Linked DNA regions of Mus musculus: region 1 is linked to region 2. A link is a loop called in an ENCODE intact Hi-C map of the cell type or tissue named here. Cell type or tissue: left cerebral cortex. All regions are shown on one strand. Links, peaks and the distances in the headings refer to the core of each region. The heading gives the core; the rest is flanking DNA.

Region 1 (10,179 bases), core at 875-8,874, 53 kb before region 2:
GAATGGAGATGCCGGCAATGACACTGCCAGATACCTCGGCCCACTCTACCCCACCCACCTGGGCTACCTCCTGGGTCTGCAACTACCCAGCTCTCTTAAAACACGGAGCTGAGAGGGCAACCGCTGGGTGTGGCCAGAAGCTAACGCAGAGCCTAATGTAACAGCCCGGCTCCTTGTTAAGGACAGGAGTGTTTCTTGGGTATGGAGAGATGCCAGACCTGGTATCCACAAGCCAGGACCCCAGGCCAGGGCTGGAGGGCTGTGGAGATGCCAGCTTGGCTTAGAAAAACCCCAACTAAGGAGGCTACACCATGCTGGAGCTGGGGAAGTCGGACATGCTGCACAGTGTTAGCTCACAAGGATGGTTCAGAAACCAGAAGCCAATGGACCTTCCCGCCCAGAGCCACGAGTTTCTCCCTGTGAGGCTCACGCAAGCCCAGGGGCCTGTCCCTCACTGAGTACCCCACCTTGGGTGCCAGCTCAGAGCTGTGCTGCAGCACTGTGTACAGGATCTGCATGTTGTTGGGGTTTCGAGCATTCGAGAGCTCATTGAAGATCACAAACTTGATAGTGGTACCCAGGTTGTCCTTGTGCGCGTTCAGCAGTTCCCTGGACACCAAGAGGCAAGCCGGTGAGGGGGACGGGACAGGCTGCCCCGGCTGCCCACCGGCCTGCCTCACTGCCTGACGCCCCGGCTGACCGCGTACCTGATGCAGAGCATATAGTGGTTGAGGAGCACCTTGGGCTTGAGGCGGATCTTGATCAGGTGAGAGATGACATCCATGTCTTCTGACCCATGGGAGTTGCAGTTCATGCACACAGACATCAACAGGTCCTGCGCTGGCCTGGTCAACTGCGGGGAAGCCAGGAAGACCACTGAGCACGCAAGCACAACCGCCCGGAACCCCCAAGGAGAACCCCCCCAACACAAACTCTTTCACCAACACAGCGTACCTTGGGGTTCTGCAGCCACATCTCCAGCCGCTGCACAGCCAGCAACCGTACCTCCTTGTAGCCACAGGTGGCCGTGAGCAGCCGCAGGAGGTTCCTGGACACGTTGTCGATGGGCTGGCGCCGGTTCAGCTGGTCACGCAGCATGTCCAGGACATATTCTTCCACGCTCTCTGTGAGTTCATCGTACCTAGGCCAGAGGGGGGGAAGGAGGCCAGGAAGGATGCCAGCTCCCGTGCCCTCCCTCTGGCCCTCTGAGACTGAAGCTGTCGGCCCACCTACCTTGGCATGAGCTGCCCCTCCTGCTCAGGACTCAGTTTCTCCTCGGCAATCAGCAGCTCCGTCTGACTGTCCTCCTCCTCTGTGAGTGAGGGGTGGGGGCTGCTGCCTGCAGGGACCACGGGAGCTAATGGGTGCCTCCTCCCAGGGAAGTGGAGGATGGTGCCCTTGGCCCAACCTCACAGACACCTCGGCATCTCTTACCTGCACCAAGCTCACCACCACTGCGTGCCCCCTCCCCCTGCAGCAGGACGCTCTTTGGGGGCATCTTGGTGTTGAAGGCTGTCTGGATGTTGTCCACGAAGGTGCGGCAGTGAGGGCTGTCTACCCAGATCCGCTCGCCCAGCGAGTCTTCAATGTATACCTACGGTGAATCAGGTTTGGACCCTGCCTGAGGCTGGATGGGTCCCCAGAGTGGGCATGCAAGAGGCCTTCATCAAAGCCCTTAAAGGAAGGACAGCTCACTGGGAGCCTCCATTCGCGTCCCTCTCCAGCACCCACCTTCCCTCTGCGCTCTGCTCTGAGACCCTGGAGAGGACTCACCTTCACGAAGATCTCAGGCCAGTTCTCGTCCTCCTCGTACGCGGCCATGAGAAGGTTGCAGGCCAGTACAGACACGAGGCTGTTCCCTTTGGCCTTGAAGTTGACAGAGGCGTCCCTCCGCAAGAGGCTGCACAGGGCCTGAAAGGAAAGGAAAGTTACAGTTGTCACGATACGGCCCATGCCACAGAGACAGCGGCAGGTCTAGGGAGGGCGGAGTGAACAGGGGAGGTGGTCAGTTTCACCTCGATGACACCCTCTGTGGCAAAGATGTTGGGCTTGATCTTGGCCAGGTACATGAGGCTCAGGTAGAGCGTGCTGTCAGGCTTGGCCCGCGTCACCTTCAGCTGCTTCACTGCCCCGCACAGCACTCCCTCGATCCTGTCGTCATTGCCCTCCAGCTCAGCGGCTTCAATCTCGTCCAGCAGCACTGTGGGCAGAACTGACCACACAGGGGGTGGGGTGGGGGGAGGCTGGGTTAGAGAGGGATGAGAGCAGAGGCCACGCTCAGAGCAGACAACTAGAGGCAACACAGATGGGCCTCACCAGCACACGGAGGCTCTGAGCTCCCAGAAACCATACACCAGAGTCTGTGTCGTTTTCCTCAACAAATGGCTTCAGAAATGCTGGCAAGTGCTCAAGGAGGGAATCTAGACAGCCGGTCAACCACTGAGCCACGCCCCCAGCCCCTCACTGGGGGATTCTAGGCAGGGGCTCTACCACTGAGCCACACCCCCAGCCCCTCACTGGGGAAGTCTAGGCAGGAGCTCTACCACTGAGCCACGCCCCCAGCCCCTCACTGGGGGAGTCTAGGGAGGGGCTCTACCACTGAGCCACGCCCCCAGCCCCTCACTGAGGGATTCTAGGCAGGAGCTCTACCACTGAGCCACGCCCCCAGCCCCTCACTGGGGGAGTCTAGGCAGGGGCTCTACCACTGAGCCACACCCCAGCCCCTCACTGGGGGATTCTAGGCAGGGGCTCTACCACTGAATTATATCCATATCCCTCAATTTACTTTTTTACTGTCATACAGGGTCAAGTTAAGAAGTGGCCAAGGCTCACCTTGAACTTTTCATCTGCCTGCCTCAGTCTCCTAAGCAGCTGAGGTAACAGGCACCCTCTGAGCCTTTCAAATGACATCTCAGTACCAAGGGACAACGTAGCTTCATGAGATACAGCTTCATTAAAGGCTAGAGGACAGGATGCTTGTCCTTTTTGGCTCTCAGGAAGGAGTCCCTTAGAAAGGCTCGGAGCAGACACGCAGACAGTGGCGTCTGCTACTGGAATGTTAGGTGCTCAGAGGCTGGCACATAGCTAGCGGGTGACAGGTCTATGCTAAGGCATCATGGAGCTGCTATGAGTCACTGAGGGGCTCTGGGCTGTAGAGTTCAGTGGTTACAACACTTGCCTTGTGTGCATCTGGACCTAGGCTCAATCCTGGCACTGTCAAAGAAGTCATGGGATAAATGACAAGAAGGAGGAGAAGGTCAGACCCCTGCACAACTTCAGGGACACTCGTCTCTCCTCTGAGGTCTCTTTGGTACTTGGGGGACCTATTTTCTACCTGGAAAATGGCACCAAAATGCTCCCTGTCCTGGAGGCAAAGACAGTGAGCAAAGAATCCCCTTCCACTGGAGGACCGGGCTAGAACCACTTAGATGCCACCACAGCCTGCGCACCTGTCCCAGCACGGTTCAGAACAGTGCTGTCACAACCAGGGGCAGGCTGTACACAGGCCAGATAAATGATGGAACGAGGAACCAGGAGCACTGTGGGAATGGGAGGTGCATCTGTTCACAATGCCAGGCAGCGAGCCCACAGGAAGCCAAGACCCCACTACGCTAACAGAACCAGGCTGGAAGTGGCTCCCACGGGCACTGGGCAGATGGACAGGATGAAGGAATCTCTCTGGGGAAGTTGGCAGTCTGATCTTACCTTCAATGGGCACCACAGATGGCTCCTTAATCGATGGAGAAATGGCTCGCTTCTCTGCAACTGCGGCTTCAGCCAGACGTCCCAGGGCGCTCAGTGGGGGAGTGGAGGACAGTTTGGGGCGCTTAGTGAGGCCGGTCAGCGCAGAGGTCCCAGACAGAGAAGCTGAAGCATCTCTCTTGCGCTCTGAGGGTAGCCCAGAAGGGGCTGGCTTCAGCAGGGTGGACGTTGTCTTTGATTCACTGGCCTGACCCTTGGACCCCAGAGCAATAAAGTCCCCAGGGGGAGGGTGCCCTGCAGAGGAACAGAAAACCCACACCTGTGATACCCAATCTCAGAGTGGGCCCCCAAGAGACAAAAGTAAAGCCTGAGGTTGTCCAACCACCCTGGCAGAGCAAGCGATGGCTGACGCTGATCCAGTGCTGACTAGAAACTAAGCCATCTGTAACTCATAAGCACTGTCTACTTAATTCTCACCGGGCTTCTTCAAAAGTTATGACCCTCGTTTTACAAATAAAGACACAGAAGTTAGGCAGGGGACTGGTGGCACATGCCTTTAATCCCAGCACTTGGGAGGCAGAGGCAGGAGGATTTCTGAGTTCAAGGCCAGCCTGGTCTACAGAGTGAGTTCCAGGTCAGCCAGGGCTACACAGAGAAACCCTGTCTCGAAAAAACCAAAACAAAACAAGACAAAACAAAATAGACAGAAGTTAAGTAATGTGCCAGTGTCACACAGTTAGCAAGAAGAAACTTTAGGACCCCAGTCTAGATTATCCGGCTTCAGAGACTGTGATTCTGGTCCAGGTACCCTGTCCTTGCCAGATGCTCAGCAGGACAAGGATGCCCTTGTCCTTTAGGAGCCCCTCAGGACAGCAATGTATGCAGGAAGCCTGGGTTGGATGACCGTTGTCCTGCTGTGTTGGATGCCCACGCTCTCCCAACAGTCCCAAGTTAACTATGTCCCGTAGGAACCCCTTCAGTGGCCATGCCGGCCTTCATGGAACCCATTCATTGACCGTCTCGAGGTCGCCGCGCGCAGGGACGCACCTGAGGGCTTGGCGGCCGCGCTGGGTCTCCGTACGGTGGTGGGCTTGGCTCGATTCATCCTCCCCGCGGCCCGGGCGCCCCTAGAGGAAGCGCCTTCACCTGGGAGGAGGCGGCGGGAGTCACTCGCTCGCTCAGTCATTCATCCCTCGCACCGGGGCCACTGGACCGAGTGCCCAGGGCCGCCTACCGGGGTCACAGAAAGGGGCCAAGTGCGGCACACACGCGGCCGACTGCGGAGACGGATGTCACCGCAGGGAGCGGACTTCACCTGGGTGCAAAGGCCCCTCACCTCCGGTGCAGCACTCTGCAGACCCGAGACACGGGCGCTCCGGAAGTGCAAACTGATCTGCGAGCCTTCCGAGCGCTGATTTCTCACATAACCGGAAGTAAAACAAACCCGAAGGCGAGGAAGAGAGGAGAGAGGCAGGCAGAGCCTACTAGTGTTTGCACCGCCCTCTGGCGGCCGGAGGCTGGATGGACCTATGCCTGTCTGAAAGCTGGGCTTGTTGGGCATAAACTGTTCCCTCTTACGGTTTTGGAGCTAAATCTGATCCTAGCTCAAGAAGTCAAAATCCAGCCGGTCGGTGGTGGCGCACGCCTTTAATCCCAGCATTTGGGAAGCAGAGGCAGGCGGATTTCTGAGTTCGAGGACAGCCAGGGCTATACAGAGAAACCCTTTCTCAAAAAACAACAACAACAAAAAAGTCAAAATCCTACTTTCATATTGATACATGCTCTAAAATGTTGAAGGCCTCTGTCAATGGCCTCTGGATTCACCTGATTTGGGTACCTCTGTCAATGGCCTCTGGATTCACCTGATTTGGGTACCTCCCTCTCCATGGAGACCTCTACATGGAGCTATCAGGATAGGTACTGCAGGTCTCCTCTAAGGAAGTCCCAGATAGATTGTCCAGCTGCTGGGACAAAGACAAAATTCCAGACATGGTCCCGAGACCATGTTTGTGTGTGTGTACATGTATGTGTGTATACATATATATGTATGTGTGTTTATGTATGTGTGTGAATGTCTGAGTGTATCTATACACATATAGACAGACAGATAGACATTCCAAGGTCATAGAATTAGGATTGGGAGCCCAAGACCCTCAAGCGCCCTTAATGGATTGTCCCCATGATGGCCAGCCTCCTTGGTGCCAGCAAGCCCAGAGCTATATAGTAAACATTTGTGGGCTGAATAAAGGATGTGTTTGAACATTGTGGCACAAAGGGAGCTTCAGGCAGAGAGCTGGTTTTCAGCCCCAGGAGCGCACCTCCCATACCTGTCAGTGCCTGCAGTTCAGGGTCTTTCTTACTGTGATGCCAGGGCTACAATAACAGTATGTCAGGGTAAGCAGGATGGGTCAGTAGGTGAAAGAGCTTGCTGAGCCAACTCTACAAATTTGTCCTCTGACTTACACGTGTGCTGTGGTGTGCATGGCTGTACATTCACATCATGCACACTCATACCCACAATAACAATAGATAAAATTTAGATTTTAAAAAGGGATGAGTTGTCACAGTGTGGTCACACACACCTTTAATCCCAGCACTCAGGAGGCAGAGGCAGGTGAATCTCCGTGAGTTCCAGGACAGCTGGAGCCACATAGACAGACTCTGACCCAAAACAAAAGCAAAATCAAACAAAATGGCGGGGAGTCTGTTTACTCCAGTAGATCCTAACCCAGTGACAGTGGAACCCAGCTCAGCCTGAGCCCTGCTGAGGACCCTTTGGGGAAGGTTGGGCAGCGTCCCCCAGAACCTATGTAGGATGCTGGCAAACCACACTGAGCAGACCTGCAGCTGCTGTGGTCTAACTGCCCCAGTGGCAGGAAGCAGCTGTCCCCATCTGCCAGCCTGAGCCTCATACTGCTGTGCCTGGTGGTGGACAGTGTCCCCGGGGCTCTGTGGCTCCCTGTATGGATGCAGCATTCCCAGTTCAGCTTAGCCCACCTCACTTGCAGCAAGCCTCCCTCTCTCCCTCTCTGTGGTACCAGCATCAGTGCCTGCAAAGCCTCCCGGTCCTCAGCCGCACACACCCTGCATCCCTGCTGGAACTCCTCACCACAGGTCATGCCATATGGCATGCCAAGATAGGCCCTGTCAGGTGTCCTCGTTAGCAGGGCAGGAACACCTAGAAAGCTCTGGCACATAAAGAGCAGATCCATTCAGGGACATGTGACATGGGGACACCTGAGGAAGAGCAAGGAAGCTAGGAAGCCAGATTACCTGGCCCAGCATCTCTCTGAGGGCCTGGACTTCATCCATTCCATTGAAAGGGGAGCTAACCTCCTCCATCAGGCCCACTGCTATCCTCTAAGCACTTATATAACCAGCTCCCTTCTGGTCTCCACTTCTGCAAGTTTACCAAACCCACCCCTTCCCTGTGACCTGTAACCATCATCCACCGGGAATGAAGGCATTTCTTTTGTTTGTTTGTTTGTTTTTGAGACAGGTTTCCCTAGGTAGCCCTGGCTGTCCTGGAACTCACTATGTAGACCAGGCTTGCCTTAAATTCAGCAATTCTCCTGCTTCTGCCTCCTGAGTGCTGGGATTAAAGGTGTGTGATACCACACCCAGTTTAAAAAAAATTTTTTTTTTAATTTAAAGGTAGATGATCTGAGTGTGGTCTTTAATTATAGCACTGGGAGGCAGAAGCAGGAGGATCTCTAAGATCAAGGCCAGCCTGGTCTACATAGCGAGTTCCAGGACAGCCAGGGCTACATAGAGAGAACCTTGTCTGGGGGGCGGGGAGGGCAGGGGAGGAGGAGGAGCAAGCAGGGAAGGCACCTGACATTGATCTCTGCCCGCCCCACACCACTTTACCGTGAATGTGTGTGCCCATGCTTTTAAGCACTGAGCCATTTCTCTAGCCCCTATATATTTTTTTTTCATTTTTCTTAATTTTATGTATGTGTGCACACTGCCGCTCTCTCCAGACACACCAGAAGAGGGCATCAGATCTCATTACAGATGGTTGTGAACCACCACGTGGTTGCTGGGAATTGAACTTGGGACCTCTGGAAGAGTAGTCAGTGCTCTTAACCACTGAGCCATCTCTCCTGCCTCTATATTTGTCTTTGAGATAGGATCACACACCATAGCTTCATACTTAGAATCCTTCTGCCTCCACTTCCAGTGCCTGGCATAACACAAGTGTGCCACTGCAACTGCTTTGAAACAATCATTTTGTTACTGTCACCAGGCCACTGGGTCTCGGTAATGGACAGTCTTGGTTATCAACTCTACTATATCTGGAATTTTCTAAAACTGGCTTGGGCGCACCAGCGAAGGATTTTTCTTTTCTTAATTAAATCTTTCAAAGTGGGAAGAGCCACTTTTAATTCAGATCTTTTCTGTTTGTTTGTTTGGTTGGTTGGTTGGTTTGATTTGGTTTTTGAGACAGTTTTTCTTTCTAGCCCTGGCTGTCCTGAAACTCGCTCTATAGACCAAACACTGACCTCAAACTCACAGAGATCCACCTACCTCTGCTGCCTGAGTGCTGAGATTAAAAGTGTGTGCCACCACCACCCAGTTTAATCCAGATCTTTTCAAACAGAAGGAGACACCTTTTGGTTTGGTTTGGTTTGGTTTGGTTTGGTTTGGTTTTTCTGAGACAGGATTTCTCTGTGTAGCCCTGGCTGTCCTGGAACTCACTCTGTAGACCAGGCTGGCCTTGAACTCAGAAATCTGCCTGCCTCTGCCTCCCAAGCACTGGGATTAAAGGTGTGCACCATCGGGCTGGTGAGATGGCTCATTGTGTAAGAGCACCCGACTGCTCTTCCGAAGGTCGGGAGTTCGGATCCCAGCGACCACATGGTGGCTCACAACCATCCGTAACGAGGTCTGACTCCCTCTTCTGGGGTGTCTGAGGACAGCTACAGTGTATCACATATAATAAATAGATAAATCTTTAAAAAAAAAAAAAAAGGTGTGCACCATCACTGCCCGGCTGGAAGGAGACACCTTTAGTCTGGGCCACAGCTTCTGCCGGCTGTCTATGTAAAGAACATGGAAGAAGGAAGCTTGTTCTTTCTTGGCTGCTGTCCTCACTCTCACTACCAAGTCCGTTCCTTCACTGGCATTTTCCATATTCCTGGCAATATTCGTATTCACATGTCACAGCTGAGACATCAGCCTCGTTAACTGAACAACTACTGGATTCCTGGACCTTCCATTGATAGGCAGCCATTTTGGGGCTAGCTGGACCACAATCTGTGTGGTTGAATATGTTTGACCCAGGGAGTGGCACTGTTAAGAAGTGTGGCCTTGTTGGAGGAAGTGTGTCACTGTGGGCATGGGCTTTAAGACCCTCATCCTAGCTGCCAGGAAGTCAGCCTTTGGGACAAGATGAACTCTCAGCTCCTCTTGCACCATACCTGCCTGGATGCCTCCACGCTCCACCTTGATGATAATGGACTGAATCTCTGAATCCACAAGCTACCCCCAATTAAATGTTGTCCTTATTAGAGTTACCTTGGTCATGGCGTCTGTTCACAGCAGTAAAACCCTAACTGAGACAACCTGTAAGCCATTCTAATAAATCCCTTTATATCTATAGACATAGATATATAGATTCATTCTTTCCATTCCGTTCCTCCAGAGAACTCTGATTAATAAAGTCAGGCAGCTAGTTAATGGCAGCAGGTGACATCTGAGGGTAGTTGGAATAACCTGCAGGCTTCCTGGAACTGTCTCCCCTCTAGTGTCTCCTCATGGCTATGTTCAGTGCCACTAACCTACCCAGGAGAGGGCCTAGTTTTCAGGGGCTCATGCAAAGGTAGCAACTAGGCACAGGATGCTCAGTCTTGAGGTGGGGCTCGACACTTACCTACCAGCTGAGTACTATTATGTAAGTTTTATCTCTGGCCTCAGTTTACTTACCTGTCAAATGGGTACTCAGGGGAGCTGAGATCTGGAATAGTGCCCAGATGCCCTGGCCATGCTGTTCCTTTCCCAGCCTCTCTGCCCACTGAATTTAGAGCTGCCTAATCTGTTTCAGAAACCTCATACCACCTGGGTCCTAGAGCGACAAGCCAACAACATGTCTGTGTCTCCCAAGAAAGCAGCCTGGTGCCTATCCATAGTCCAGAGAAATGTCCAGGATTTCCTCTGTGGAAGAATATTCTTAACAGAGGGTTCAAGGTAGGCTACTTAAATTCCCTGCTGCAAAGCTGCAGCTGCAGCAGTGTCAATAACAACAGCTTCAGGAGGCCTATGAGCCAGGAGTGCTGGTGCGTGCCTATGATCTCTGAGGGATCTGAGGGAGGAAGATCTTGAGTTCTGGGCCAGCCTGGACTGCATCACAAGACCTTGTCTCAAAAAGCCAAGGGCTGGAGTAGAGATGTGTCGCAGTCAGGAAAGTGTTTGTTGTGGCCTCAGGGCTCACTTTTGTTTCAAAGTATTTTTTAAATGATAATATGTTCCCAATTT
Region 2 (10,179 bases), core at 927-8,926:
CAAGGCAGAACACAGTAGCCACGCAGGGAGAGTCCCTGAGACTTGAGTGCTGTTTCCAGCTTTGAGGACTAAAGGCCCTGGAATGAGCTCTCTCCTGGCGCTGGAAAGATGGGTCTCAAAGGCCCCGCTCACCGAGCGTCCATACGTCTGTGTCTGGCACTGCTAACGGCAGGTCACCACACCTGGCACAGCCGGATCACTTCCTTCAATGCCTTGAGCCTCTCCATGCTCTTGTCTTTCACAGCCATGGCCAGCAGGACGGCTCTGTTTCCTGCTTCTTGCGACACAAATGCTACCAGGTTCTTTGCAAAGACATGGATGAGAGGCTGGGAGGGAGGGAGAGGAAGACAGGGTTGTGACTGCAGGAAACCTCATCTGTTTTTATTTATTTATTTTGGTTTTTTGAGACAGGGTTTCTCTGTGTAGCCCTGGCTGTCCTGGAACTCACTTTGTAGAGCGGGCTGGCCTCGAACTCAGAAATCTACCTGCCTCTGCCTCTCAAGTGCTGGGATTAAAGGCGTGCGCCACCATGCCTGGCTCTGTTTTGTTTTTTTTTTTTTTTTTTAAAGACAGGTTGTCATTTTTTGTAGTATCATGGAACTCATTTAGCCCAGGTTGGCCTTGAACTCATGGCAATCCTCCTACCTCAGCCTCCTGAGAGCTGGGATTTCTGGACATGTGCTATCATATCCAGTTTCATTTCTTTGTCCTTTTTTTTTTTTTTTGAGTGTGAGCATGTGCACGTCTGAGGCGGCCTGGGGACAACCTCAGGAATCATCCTGAACACCAGCCGTCTACTCTGGGACAGCATCTCTTCTTGACCTGTAAGTCACTAATTAGGCCCAACTGCCTGCCTAACCAGCAAGCCCCGGGATCCTCCTGTCCCCGCCCTCGCCGCAGGGTTTCTTCGTTTTCCCTTTGGGGGACAGGGTCTCTCCAAGCAGCCCTTGCTAGAACTTGGTATGTAGATGAAGCTGGCCGCACACTTGCACAGACCGGCCTGAGTCAGCCCCCAGCGCTGGGAGGAAAGGTCTGCACCACGCTGAGCCCCACACCCAGCTTTCTTGTGAGTTCTGAGGACTCTCAGGCTGTGCTTGCAAGCACTGTATGAACTGAGCCACTTCCTCAGTCTCCATTGCTGAGAGCTACTTAGTCATTCATTCATTTGGTTTTGTTGAGACAAGAGCTTACTATGTACAGCTGTATTAATTGCTGTTGAGATGAGAGCTCACTACGTAGCCCTGTCTGATCTGGAACTTGCCATGGAGATTAGGCCTACAATCATCTCCCAAGTGCCAAGATTAAACATGAGCACATGGCTAATTAGGCTCTACTAAAATTATAAATGACTATTATAACATTTTATATAGATATCTTTATGTATCTATATAGAATATAATAAACATATCATATATAATATTATATATATTATATTTATGATATATATACACATATACACACACATATAAAAGAATACAACTTGTAGCAGTCAGCTTTCTCTGTCCACTGTGGGATTGTGAGACTGTACTCAGACTATCAGGCTTGCATACCCTTTAGCCCCTGAGCCAACTCAATGCTCCCTGCCTTTCTAACAGAGGGTGTCATGTAGCCCAAGCAAGCCTTATGGGAATGAAACTGAACCCTGATTCTCCTGATCCCACCTCCCAAGTGCTGGGACTACAGCAGCCAGCATGTCACCATAACCAGTAGTTTGCTTTATTTCTTCTCCTTCTTTTTTGCTTATGCAGGGAGAATAAGGTCTATCCCTTAGCTGGCCTCAGCTCAGTCTGATCACAAACTTGTAGCAATTTTTCTGCCGCAGCCTCCCCCTGAAAGGATTACAGGTGTGTATAGTCACACTGGGGACAAACACTGTCTGCTCCTAATGCTTTCCTTAAGAGACCTAGGCCAGCGTCTCACGCTTTCCCCAAACCCCCTAAGCTAGGACAACAGTGATTCAGAGCACCACGTGGACTGCATAAAGCAGACAGAGGGAACTGCCCAGGAGGCAGTATTAAGACTTTTCCTTGGTACCTCTGCCTACCGTCTCTCTGGTTACTCCTAATCAAGACAGACAGGCCTGCAAAGGGAACTGTTGTCAAGACTCAAGAAGCAGACATAAACATAGAGCCATCAGGACAGGGTCAAACTGAGGAAATGGCTATGTCATAAAAATCAATCCCTCCCCGAGTGTTGAGTAAAATGCTAACACGCTGGGAAAAGCATCACTCGAGCCAGCCAGGACACCCTCAGTCCAGAATGGCCCTGGAAAATGCTCACTGCGCATAGTTTGGGTACGTATGGAGTTGTGCCTATCAGGCACCCCATATCCCTATGGACAAATGACAGCAGAAAAAAAGATGCTCTCAACTCCCATTACCTCGTCCTGCCCGAGGAGGACTCTCGTGGTGAGCACTGGCTTGCTGATGTCATTGGCCACATTGCTGGGCTCCAAGGACACTAGCGTACCCATCTTCCCGAACTGGGTCACCACAACTAGGATGTGGCTGCTGAAGGCCGTGCAGACCACCTGGGTGGGCACACCGCACACCACTTCTGTCTTCTGTTTAGATACTACCAGTGGTTTGTCTTCCATGGTCCCGTTCTTCAGCGGAGGCTTTAGTTTTAAAAGAAAAGAAAACAAGGGATGGAGCAATCAGAATCGGACACAACCTGGAGCTCGACAGCAGAAATGACAAGCGGCCCATTCCAAGCTGCACGTGGTGGCACATGTCTGCCATCCCAGGACAGGGGACGCTGAGGCTGGAGAAGTCCCAGTTCGAGGCCAGCCTGAGCTACATGGGGGAGACCCTGTTATCAATACCACGCCCCAACCCAAAAGCGAGTGCGCGCATGCTCGTGCGGGCTTTTGTGAGCGTCTTTGTCCCGCCGCACTGCTTGCGATGACCGCCATCCCCGCGACTAGCTGTCCCACTTCCAGATTATCAGGGATGAGGAAAACGGCCGAGCTCACCGGGGAGCCCCGACGGCGCAGGACTGGGGATGGCTGGATCACTACTGACAGCAGTTGGGACCGAAACCCTCGGCAACCAGCGCTCACCCCACCAGCAGCGCCAGAAAGCGGTTTCAGGGAGCAACTAAGCCAGCAATGGTTTAGCAGAAGTCCCGGCGAGAACTTCCGGTTCCTGTCCGTTGGGCCTAAGGTCCGTAGGCCACGGCAGTCCCAGGGCCTAAGGTTCCGTGCTGCAAAGGAGCCGTCCAGGCTTCGTGTTAAAGGGACAGTGTGCCTCTCCGAGCTCCAGGATCTCGGTGGCGGTGCTTGACCACCTGTGTAGGGAGCTTTGTGTCCTAGCTGTGGACACAAAATAATATTTGTTTTAATATTATTAATATTTTAATATTTGTTTTCACTTGGTGTGTACCTGGCTTTGGCTAAGGCACACTTAATATACAGTAACTTGTTTCGTCTGTTTGTCTGTCAGTTTTGCCTCTTTTAGTCACGGTATCTCCGTGTAGCCCTAGTTGTCCTGGAACTCACTATGTCGACCAGGCTGGCCTCAAACTCACATATCCTCCCGAGTTCTAGGATTATTTCCTCCTCCTCCTCCTCCTCCTCCTCCTCCTCCTCCTCCTCCTCCTCCTCCTCCTCCTCCTCCTCCTCCTTCTTTTCCTCTTCTCCTCCTCCCCCTCCTCTTCTGTTTTTTGAGACAGGGTCACAAGTACCCTAGGTTGATCAAGGAAAATATTGAACTCCTGATTCTCCTTCCAAGTGCAGGGATGACAGGAACACACCCCACACATGGTTTGCTGGTGTGGGGATAACATCCAGGAGTTTATGTATGCTACGCAAGCATTCACAAACTGAGCCAAATCCCAACCATCATTTTTTTCTCCTTCCCTCTTTCTTTCATTTTTTTCCTTTTTTCTTGTGGGTATCGAGGAGCAAGTCTCATTTACACTAATTATTGTTCATCTTGCAGAATACTTAAAAGAATTAAACAGTATTTGTTTGTTTGTTTATTTATTTGCATGAGTATTTTTGCCTTCCTGTATATGGTGTCATGTGCATGCAGTACCCACAGAGGCCAGAAGAGGGTGTTGTGTTTCCTAGATTTGGAGTTACAGACAGTTATGTGCTGCCATGTAGGTGATGGGAACTGAACCTGGTCCTCAGCAAGAGCAACAAGTGGTGCTCTTAATGGTGACCTGTTAAATCAAAGCACTTTTTTCTTAAAATTATAGACTGTAAATTGAGCATATCCCCCTTCCCTCTATCTTCCCTTTTCTCCCCTCCTTCCTGTTTGTTTTCTTAAATGTACACCACACACACACACACACACACACACACACACACACACACACACACGGTTCAGTGTGACTATGTAAAATCTAGGCCCCACCAGTCAGAGAAAACATATGGTGTCTGTCTTTCTGAGACTGGCATAATTTGCTTAACACGATTATCTTCGGTTTCATCTACTTTCAAGAATAACATAAACTCACTCTTTTGTGTGTGGGTTCCTGTGTGTGTGTGTGTGTGTGTGTGTGTGTGTATACATATGTATGAAGGTCAGAGGTCAGTTTCCTCAGGCCCCTTCTACCCTTCTTCTTTCTTTTGTTCTTTTCTCTCCTTCTCCCCACTCTCTCTTATTTCCTTTCTTTAGGCAGAATCACACTGTGTAGCCTCGGTTGGTCTGGAACTCATTACGTAGACCAGGCTGGTCTCAAACTCAGAGATTCACTTGCCTCTGCTTGGGCGAAAGGTGTGGCTGCCACCATGCCCGTTATACCTTGTTTCTTGAGCCAGGGCCTAGAGCTTACTAATTAGGATAGGCTGGCTGTCGGCAAGGCTGGGGATCAGGTCTAGGTTTGTTCCCTTTCCCTAGTGCTGGGATTGTAGGCTGTACCAGACCTCCTGGATTTTCAATATGGCCTCTATTTTGTTTGTTTTGGGTTTTTGGTTCTCTCTCTCTCTCTCTCTCTCTCTCTCTCTCTCTCTCTCTCTCTGTGTGTGTGTGTGTGTGTGTGTGTGTGTGTGTGCTTGCAAGGCCAGATCTTAACTGACTGAGCCATCTCCCCAGACCCATCTCATTCTTCTTCATGGCTGAATCCCCACTGTGTATACACTACATATTTTCCTTACCCATTCCTTTGTAGTATGCCTAGATCATTTAATCTCTGCAGCTCCCTAAGACAGAAACACCGTGAGTGCCCTTTGAAAATAAAATGCTTTGACCCCACCCTCACCTTCCTGGACATTCAACTTGATGCCTGGCCCGGCTCCCTGACTCTTGTTGAGACCCAAAGGATGCTGGAACCTGGGTCACTGACCCTTATCAGGTCCCAGCTAATGCCTGGAACCCCTGATCCTCACTGAGGCTCAGGGGAAAGTAGGAGGAAGCCCTGTCCTGCAGGGTGAGTCTTGCACCCAAACTAGAAAACCCCACCATGTCTCCCTGAGAGAAGTTTCACTGACTGGGAAAGACTTGGGAAGATACTGGGAGAAACTGCAGCCTGGAGCCCCTTCCCCAGAGGTTGATAGTCCTGGAAACTCCATCCCAGAAGCCTTTCTGTGCCTGCTGCTGACGGTTCTGAAAAAAGCCACACTTCTGCTTACACACTAAAGTCCTTAGACAGCTCAAGCATTTTTCCTCAATAAATGTATCCTCTCTTTCCTTGAGTTAATGACTCCTTATCCAAGCTCCATTGAGTCGTGTGAAGCTCGCTTCTTCCAAAATGATTTCTTGGTGGTGTAAAAGAAAAGACATGCATACAAAGCATGATGGGAGTAGACAGAGATCGGGAGGAAACGAGTTTCCGAGCGTTCTCACAGTTGGCACGTGAAGAGGGAAGATTAGGGTTTCGTGCCACTAATACTCAAGAAGCAAGGAGCGTATAGATTTCTCAGCAAAGTCTTTTTGTCGGTTCTAAATTTAAACACCCGTCCGCCCACACACAGCAAAAGCAAATTGCTGGCGTGTTGCTTTGCCTGGAGAAATCTTGAAAAGCTTTTGATGCACCTTGGTATGCCTTCTCTCTCTGTGGCAGAGGTCCAGGAACTCTGCCTCCCCAGCACACGGAAGCCCTGGACACATGCTGATCACCTCTGCAGAAGGGAGGCTGGAGAAGAAAGTGGACAGCGTTCTGGTCACATTATAAAGTAGCTCTGAGGGGTCTCCGCTTTGGACTGGTTTGGATCTTGAGCTATTGATGATAAAGAAGAAGTCTGAAGGAAAACGGAGTTTTTTTTTTTTTTTTTGTTTTTTTGTTTTGTTTTGTTTTGTTTTTAAAGGGTGTGTTGGGCTGAGCTGCCTTGTTTCAGGAAAAGGACTTCCCCATGGTTTAACCTGGTGAGTGGTAGAGTTCACACATTTAGGGCTCAGTGGGAAAAGCCCTTACTCTGCAATCTTGAAGACCTGAGTTCAAATCCCCAGAACCCATGTAAAAGCCTGGTGAGGTAATGTGTGTTTGGAATCCTGGTGCTTCTCAGGAATAATGGAAGGTGCAGACGGGAAAACCCGTAAAAGTCCGAGGGGCGGATGCAGCAGCAAACAAGAGTCTCTGCTTCAAACAAGAGGGAGGGGGGTAGTGAGAATCAAAACTTGAGGTTGTCCTCTGACTTTCAGCATGTGACACAGCATGAGAACCTCCCCAGGCACACATCAGACACACGGATAAATTAAAATGCAAAAGATAGCGTCTCTGGCTGTTCTCCAGCGTGTGTTGGAGGGATTGTTGCACCAGAAAGAAAGACATCTCCTTCCCTGTTTTATTTTATGTATTTTTATTTCAAGACAGGATCTCACTATGTCTCCCTGGCTGTCTTGGGGAACTCACTACGTAGACCAGGCTAGCCTTGAACTCACAGAGATCTGCCTGCCTCTGTTTCCAAAGTGCTGGGATTACAGGTGTGTGTCACAAGGCCAGGCTAGAAAGAAGCTTAAGTAATCATATTTAAAATGGCTGTTGCTGGGGCCGGAGGGATGGTTCAGTGGTTGCCTGCACTTGCCACTCCTATTGTTTTTTGTGTGGGTCCCAGGACCCACATATCCCCTTTGGGCTCATGTGTTTGAAAACTTGGTCTGCAGTAGATGCTTAAGGAGCCTTAAGGAGGTGGAGCTTGGCTAGAGGAAGTGGGTCACAGAAGGCGGGCCTTGAGGCTTTATAGACAGACTCCACTTCCTCTTTATGCTCAGCTTTTTGAGTAGTGGATACAATGTGACAGGTCCGCATCCTGCTTCTGCCTCCACATCTACCCTGCCTGCAACCCACCACAGTGGGCATTATCCCTCTGGAACTGTAAGCTTAAGTTGACTTTGTCAGGGTATTTTATGACAGCAACAGAAAAACAAAGTAAGACAACAGTGGAATTAATAGTGTCAATAGTGGGGGCGGAGAGTTTTATAAAGGTCAAGTGTGGTAGACCATTTCTGTAACCCAGCACTTGGGAGGTTGAGGTTTGGAAGATGGCAAGTTTGAGGCTGTCGAATGACACCCTGACTGACTGAAAGTCGACGTGAGAGGCTGGGGACGAAGCTCAGTTGATAGACGAGCACTTGCTTAGCGTGCATACAGCCCCCCTCCCCGCCCCGTTTGATTCTCAGCACTGCTTAAACAGATCATGATAGTGTCTGTCTGTCTTGCTTGACTGGGAGGTCAAGGCAGGAGGATCGGGCCACATAGTGAGTTCAAGGCTAGCCTGGGATGCGTGAGATCGTGTCTCAAAAAGAAAATGAGGTTGCTAGAGAGATGGCTGAACCAGCAAGAGGACTGGCTGCCCTTTCAGAGGAACCGACTTTGAATGGCAACACCTACAGGGTCACTAACAATCCTCAGTATTTCCAGCCCCATGAGGTCCAGTGTCCTCTTCTGGTGTCCGAGTTCACCAGGCAGGCGTGTGCACACACCCGTATACAAGCAAAACACCCATACACACAAAAAATTAAAAATGCAAAAATAATTAAAATAAGCTGATTGAGAGGCAGAACTGGGTTCCACAGTGAACCTGGCTGTTTCCCCAGAACCCATAGCCTGTGACTCACAAGCTCCCAGGATTCCAGTTTCAGCAGAGCCCGGGGCCTTATTTTGGTAATAATAGAGTATTTGTCTAATACTCTAGACATTTTAGTTATGAATGTAGTCAGGATTAACCTACAGAAATAACAATAATTGCAGAGTTGATCTGCATGTTTATAGGGTCACAATTTTTTTTTTTATAACAACCTGGATGGTAGTTCAACCATGATCCTCCGGTAGGATTTTCCAACTCTGTATAAAGAGGAGTGTGCTGATTTTGTACCTATTTACTTTTTTTATTATTTTTAAAAATTTTTTATTTTATCGTTGGATATTCAATCAAATGGCTTCAGGGAACAACTTCAGGTGTCCTTCTTTGGGCCCCCTTCGCCTTTTGTTTTGAGATAGGGTGTATTGTTGGTCTGGACTTCACTAAGTAGGTTAGGTTAGCCAGCCTGGGTGCTTCTAGAGGTCCCTGGAGCCCACCATCAGCTTCCTGTCGGTGATTCAACTTCTTCCAGTCAGTTCATACAAAGGGTTCCTACGTGTAATGCTCCTTATCAGTCTTCTTCACTGAACACCAAAGCTAGGAAGTTCTCTCAGAGCGTGGCCCGTGACTGCACTTCCTCCTTTCAGGGATTAAATGACACACCATTTGCCAAAAGGCTTCGTTTCGGGGGACCTGATACATCCAAGATGTGCTTGGTAGAGTTTCCATCCCTTCCCGGGTCAACAGAGCCATTGCTGCTGCTGGACACACAGACCCAGGAGTACATCTGTGGCTTGCTCTCTGATGTCTCTATTCATGAATATTTGCAAGCAGAAGCATGGTGAGTCAGACCAGTGGGCACGCCTGTATTCTCAGAACTTGGGAGGCCAAGACACGAGAAGCATGAGTTCTAGGTAGCTGGGCTACTTAGTTGAGACTCTTTAAAGAAATGATCATTCTTGATTGTTAATGTGAGTGGGTCTGGAATCAGCCAACAGGTAAGCCATTGAGCACACCTGTAAGGGACTGCCTCGATCCTTTTAATTGAAGTGGAAAGACCCATTCTGCCAGTGGGTGGTACCTTCTGTTGGCAGTTCAGACAAAAAGAAGTCTGAGAAAGAAAAGCGTTTGCTCTTTTGCCTGCTCACCTTCATGCCACACTAGCAAGCACATCTACTTTGTTGTCATCTTGCGGCCACCACCACCAGAACCCAGCTTCTTTAGCCTTCCAGCATGGACCAAAGACCTCTGCAGAACCCCTCTGCCTTCAGCACTGACTGAGACTGCGGCGACATCCAGCCTGGGCATGGACAAGGCGGGTATCAAGTTCTCATCCTCTTCGGAGTGAGCCAGTCATTGCCAGACTTCCCAGACCACTTTATATAAGCCAGTCTGGTAAGTCTCCCTGTAACATAAAACTGACAAACCGTTCTGTTCCTCTAGAGAATCCCGACTTAAACATCTTGTTTCAAAATTTTTTTTTCAATAAAAATAATTCAAAGAAGGACAAGGGCTGGCAGTGTGGGAACCGTACGTACGGCCTCTGTAGCTCCCACTCCATGCTTGGTAAGCCTTAAAGCAGCTTCAGAGACACAGCTCCATCCTTCAGATTTGCTGGGATGATGGCTTAGAGGGAGGTAACACAGGAGGAGTCAGGCTTTAGGAGTCTTCTTCCTGCTAGCCACTCTGCAGCTGAGGGCAGATGGATGGATAGGTGGGTGGGTTGGTTGGTGCATGGATGGGTGGGTGGGTGGGTGGGTGAGTGGATGGATGGATGGATGAATGGGTTGGTGGATAGGTGGGTGGGATGGATGGGTGGATGGATGGATGGATGGATGGATGGATGGATAGATGGATGGATAAATGGGGGTACATGGATGTCTTCCCCACACACACACTCCCATTCCAGGCTCTGCAGTTGACACTCAGCTTCATCAATGCCCTGCCTGTCTCCTGCTCGGAGATGTTCTGGGCTTCACTGAGTGGAACTGTGGACTCCACTAGAACCAAGTCCAGCTTATAAAGCTCTAGCTCAGGGATTCTCAGCCTTCCTAATGTGTGACCCTTTAGTACAGATCCTCCTGTTGTGCTGATTCCCAACCATAAAATTATTTTCATTCCTACTTCATAACTGTAATTTTGCTACTGTTATGAGCCATAATGTGTTTCCTATGACCCTAAGTGACCTCTGTGAAAGGTTCTCACAACCCACA

What was found. Peaks named below come from ENCODE experiments on the same cell type or tissue, not always from the same donor. Only the 100,000 strongest peaks of a DNase experiment are listed, where the experiment ranks them.
Region 1: a loop joins it to region 2, with 4 times the contacts of the local background. A loop is called at or near these places in 15 of 42 quality-filtered maps.

What each region holds. Positions count from the first base shown.
Region 1 is chr5:139,770,583-139,780,761 of GRCm38, forward strand. It overlaps Ints1 (integrator complex subunit 1), which reads right to left and starts at 5,096. Exons shown (of 47, transcript NM_026748.2): 1 at 4,750-5,096; 2 at 3,706-3,996; 3 at 2,016-2,212; 4 at 1,774-1,911; 5 at 1,435-1,594; 6 at 1,234-1,339; 7 at 955-1,147; 8 at 708-853; 9 at 468-609. The coding sequence starts at 4,888. In left cerebral cortex, for the core only: a CTCF peak has its summit at 5,203 (motif pointing left); a DNase peak (open chromatin) is centred at 5,183; H3K4me3 peaks cover 1,221 bases; H3K27ac peaks cover 585 bases.
Region 2 is chr5:139,823,748-139,833,926 of GRCm38, forward strand. It overlaps Psmg3 (proteasome (prosome, macropain) assembly chaperone 3), which reads right to left and starts at 3,147. Exons shown (of 3, transcript NM_025604.4): 1 at 2,975-3,147; 2 at 2,381-2,617; 3 at 1-326. The coding sequence starts at 2,596. The coding sequence ends at 174. In left cerebral cortex, for the core only: a CTCF peak has its summit at 4,054 (motif pointing right); DNase peaks (open chromatin) are centred at 3,151 and 5,860; H3K4me3 peaks cover 1,881 bases; H3K27ac peaks cover 1,007 bases.